Linked DNA regions of Homo sapiens: region 1 is linked to region 2. Evidence: read pairs that join two places in POLR2A ChIA-PET (ENCODE). Cell type or tissue: GM12878. All regions are shown on one strand.

Region 1 (2,500 bases), 250 kb after region 2:
TCTTTCCTTCCTTTTCTTCTGTCCCTCCCTCCCTCCCACCCTTCCTTTAATCTTTTCTTCCCTTCCCTTTCTCCTTCCTTCCCTCCCTCCCTCCCTCCCTTCCTTCCTTTCCTTCCTTTCTTCCTTCCTTCCCTCCCTCCCTTCCTTTCATCCTTTCTTCCCTTCCTCTTCTCTCCTTGCTTCCTCTCTTTCTTCCCTTCCCTTTTCTCCTTCCTTCCTTCCTTTTTCTCTTCCCCTCCCCTCGCCTCCCCTCCTTCCCCTTCCCTTCCTTGACTCTCTCTTCCTTCCCTTGCCTTGCTGGACTGCAGTCTAGGCTTCATTTAATACTTGTCCTCCATGAGCAGACAGGCAAATGAGATAAAGGATGTTTAGACTGAATTGTGCAGTTTGACTCCTGCTTATCCTTGCTGTGGGAGAGGGTGTGGTGTTCTAGGATAAGTGGTCAACTCCTCGCTTCTGCCATGACACTGCCCATGCTCTTCTTGTATTCTGTACCAAGCTCCATGATACTGGCTTCATCCTTGTCTAAATGAATTGTATTATTTTCATTTATTGCTTATGTTACATCATTCATTCAACCATTATTTTATTGAGTGTCTAATAAAATAAGGCAATTCTCTTATACGGCATATTCTATTACAGGCACTATTCTAAAGTTTTAAAATATATAATTTAGTTAGTTCTCATGACACTTTATCAAATAGGTACTCTTATTTTCCCTGGATGAAGACAAAAGGACTGAGGTACAGAGACTGAAGTAACTCACTCAGGGTCACAATGAGAGGCTCCAGTGTCCATTGACCGCCTCCCTCTTCTGTGTCACTACAACGGATCAAGTGCTGAGCCAAGAACTGGGGATGCAAGATAACTTTTGCTTATTGGAAGAGTTTTCTTTTGTTCCTCAAACTCAGCTCCTCTCTGTGATGAGGCGTCTGTGGTGAAGTGAAAGACTGCTGGCCTTAGCCCTGAGTCTGCATGTGAAAATGTCATCACAAGGGGAAGTAGACCTGGCCCTCTTCCAGGGCAGGGAGGAAAACGCAGCCTGTGCTGCATGGGAACTTCACGTGCTAATTGGACATCCCAGAATCTCACTAAATCTTTATCATAGCAAGCATCAATCACTCAATCTTCATCATAGCGAGCATCAGTCATAGAGAATGTCAAGTCTGCTGAACACCTACCCAACAGGATGAAACAATGTTTGTGAAAGTTCTTTGTAAACAAGACGTGTGCACCTTCCCTTTTCTTCCAGTCTCAATTCTGCACACGGTTTTCCTGTTGTCTCATTTGCCACAACAGCCTCCTGCACTTCACCGTCTAGCCATCTGCCTCTTCCTGTCTGTTCTGCTATAAGGTCCACGTTTCATCTGCCTGAATTCCTTAAAGGCCATCCGGCTTAGCCACCTATTTTGAGTGGTAAACAGACTTCTTCTTGAACCTTTGAGAGCTCCCTGTTTAGTAGATTTCATTTGAGTAACTATGAGTACAGAATTAATTCACCCAGGTTAAGACCCCCTATCCCCATCAAATGAAAATCACACATGACAAAGGAAGCTAGACCTTATCCTCTTGCAGGGCAGGGAGGAAAATGCACCATCTGCTGCATGGAAACCTCATGTGAAAATCAGGTGTCCCAGGATCTCACTCGATCTTTCTGGCAAGGATCTAGCCATAGAGAATGTCAAATATGAATGACCCATGTGGAAGATTTGTCGGTATCTGTGTCAGAAGGCCTTGCCTTATGGACATCAAGGACAAGGCCCATCAGCATCCTTGCAGGCTGTTCAGCTCGTCATCCACAGACAGAGATCTTGCTCACAAGCTGCAGATGGATTTTATGCCTCCACACGAAGGTCCTTCACATCTGGTCTTGATATGATTTGTCCCCAAAAGAACTCCACTTGCCCTTCCCAGCATGAGGCCAAATCAGGTCATCAGTGGCTATAGCCTGGCTAAAGGCTATTCTACATGGTAGTAATGGCTTATTGTGTGTGCTATTAGGAGTGATGTCATGCCCAGGGTTTGAGGAATAACGCTCCTGCAAGATGGCCATGTGATTAAACGGGTAATAAGCTGACCTCTGTGAAGCTGGCTGTGTAGATTGGCTTTCAAGATCATTTTGCAAAGCCCGTTTTCATGTGCTGTCAGTCGTGGATGGATTTTGATAACTAGCATTGATTTGCCATGTTTATGAAGTGCAGTTTCACAGGGTAAACTGTGTAATTGCACCTGGAATGGCAATATAAATAACGTCCTTATCTATGGTATTGACTGCCCAGGATTCGCTGAATATATATAGCATACCTCCAAACAGAGCCAATAGCTGTTGACTCAATTTTTACTAGGCTTAGCTCTCAAATTTCAGGTGTCTTAATAAGGATTGGGTGGCGAATGATCAACTTTTACATCTGTTTCTAATTTCCATGCTTCCTTTTCCAGGAGGAGAAATTTAACAAGCAATTTTCTTCAACAGGGGAATAGTTCATCTTGGTTCAAGTAA
Region 2 (2,500 bases):
TATTTTATGCTAGTTCCCAATTATACTGAAGACTCTGGAGGTAGGGACCAGAGAAACTTTAGTGAATCCAGTATAATGCCCTGAACATAGTAGTTGCTCAGTAAATACTTATTGAAGGAATAAAGAAATGATATCATTTTAACTCATCTTGCCACTATTAAGCTAATATTCTATAACATCTTTTTTTACGTTTTATTTTTGCATAACCTAAAGGGCTTTACCTTGTCTTTCTAGGGGGCAGAACATGATTTTTTGGCCACTAACTCTAGCTATTCACTTGGCTTTCTCCAGGGTGGAGGTACCAAACCCAAAGAAAATGGGGTCAGTAAATGATCTCAGTTTCTCCCAGGCTCAGGTTAAACACACAACTTCGCTTTACAGGGATTTTCTGTCTTAACATTTTGAAATACTACAAGCCCCTGTTTATTGCTATGGTTTCCGTCAGTGTCTCTAATAGCTCTATGCAGCTTGTGGCTAAAAAAAGGTAAGACGACAAATAGTGAGTAGATACAGCTACTGGCTATGCCTGGTAAGTCTTACTTCCTTTCTTCTGTGTATGGCCGTGGGACATAAAGAGGAGGAGAAAAACAACTTACCTGTAAAATATAGGAAGCTAATTCAAACACCACTTCGCTGTCAACGTCAATAAGCTCCTGAAAGGAAAAAGCAACAAACGAAGACAAGTTTGGTATTTAACCACCATTTTTTTCTTTTATTTTAAATGACAGCTCTTCTTCGGGAGGATTACTTGAGCCCTGGAGTTTGAGACCAGCCTGGGCAACATAATGAGATGCTGCCTCTACAGAAAATTTAAAAATTAGCTGGGCAGGGTGGTGCACGTCTGTAGACGCAGCTGTTTTGGAGGCTGAGGTGGGAGGTTGAGGTTGTAGCGAGCTGTGATAGTACCACCGCACTCCAGCCTGGGTAATGGGGTGAGTGAGACCCTGGCTCAAAACAAACAAACAAACAAACAAAAAGCCTTATTTTCTGAGGAATTGCTCAGAATCCCCAATATTCATAGAACATCTTGAGTCTCTGAGACCACACCCTGAATTATTCAGTCCTAAACACTCCCAACATCGTTTTTACTGCTCTTAGCTGGGATGGACTAGGGGACCTGGGCCTACCCGACTATCTCAAGGGCCTCACCTTTAAATCTTTAGAGAAATTAAGAGGCAGACTAGGCCCCAGCATTTTACAAACCTGTTTGTTAATGTTATTAATCACTGGAATAGGGATGCTTGACAACAAAATGCATTTTCTTTAAAAACTAAACTTCAGAACTTTCTTTCTATAAAGAAAGGCTTTCTTGAAAGGCTGTTTTTTGAAAGGAATGTTACAGTGGGATTGTAACTCCTTAAAATTAAATAAAATGTAAAAATATAGTTCCTCGGTTGTACTAGCCACATTTCTTTCATGTGCTCAATAGTTCAGTGTCGCTAGTGACTACCGTATCGTCAGCTCAGATACAGAACGTTTCTACCACTGTAGAAAGTTCTATTGGTCAGCAACTGTTACACAGTGTAAGTTTAACAATGTTTCTGCCTATTAGTTCTTCCCCCAAATACTTAATTGTGATCTAGGGACGTGGTCTTCAAAGCACTTAAACCTCTCCTTGGTTTTTGAAAAAATTCCTTTTCTCTCTCTCTCTTTATATTTATATTTTTGAAATACATATTTCAAAATGTATATAGTTCATATCTTTTAACAGCTTTTTTCTTTCTCTGAGACAGAGTCTTGCTGTGTCACCCAAGCTGGAGTGCAGTGGTGCGATCTTGGCTCACTGCAACCTCCTCCTCCCAGGTACAAGTGATTTTCCTGTCTCAGCCTCCCGAGTAGCTGGGACTACAGGCATACACCACCACACCGGATAATTTTTTTGTATTTAGTACAGACGGGGTACCAGGTTGGCCAGGCTGGTCTGGAACTCCTAGCCTCAGGTGACCTGCCTGCCTTGGCCTCCCAAAGTGTTGGGATGATTACAGGCATGAGCCACTGCACCCGGCCAAAACAGCTTTATTGAAGTATAACTAAAACACCTCAAAAACTGCATATGTTTAATGTAAACAATTTGATGAGTTTGGACAGATGCATACACCCATGATACCATTACCACAACCAAGGTAATAAACATATCGATCACATCCAAAGATTTCCGTGTGTGTGTGTGTGTGTGTGTGTGTGTGTGTGTGTATGGTAAAAACACCTAGCTGGGCATGATGGCTCACACACTTTGGGAGGCAGAGGCGGATGGATCACTTGAGCCCAGGAGTTCAAGACCAGCCTGGTCAACGTGGCGAAACCCCATCTCTATTAAAAATACAAAAATTAGCCTGGAGTGGTGGTGTATGCCTGTAGTCCCAGCTACTTGGGAGGCTGAGGTGGGAGGGTCCCCTGAGCCTGCGGAGGTTGAGGCTACAGTGAGCTGTAATCATGCCACTACACTCCAGCCTGGTGACAGAGAGACCCTGCCTCAAATAAACAAACAAACAAACAAACA

What was found. Peaks named below come from ENCODE experiments on the same cell type or tissue, not always from the same donor. Only the 100,000 strongest peaks of a DNase experiment are listed, where the experiment ranks them.
Region 1: POLR2A ChIA-PET joins it to region 2 with 6 read pairs; 1 of 35 experiments calls an interaction of 5 or more read pairs at or near these places.

The regions. Positions count from the first base shown.
Region 1 is chr10:14,015,155-14,017,654 of GRCh38, forward strand. The region is part of intron 2 of FRMD4A (FERM domain containing 4A); the gene reads right to left. Among named protein-coding and RNA genes, the nearest start is that of FRMD4A-AS2, 25 kb to the left of the region's middle. In GM12878, no CTCF peak of the experiment used is centred here; a DNase peak (open chromatin) is centred at 1,057; H3K27ac peaks cover 933 bases.
Region 2 is chr10:13,762,028-13,764,527 of GRCh38, forward strand. FRMD4A (FERM domain containing 4A) reads right to left here. Exons shown (of 25, transcript NM_018027.5): 7 at 597-653. Among named protein-coding and RNA genes, the nearest start is that of PRPF18, 180 kb to the left of the region's middle. In GM12878, no CTCF peak of the experiment used is centred here; no DNase peak of the experiment used is centred here; H3K27ac peaks cover 581 bases.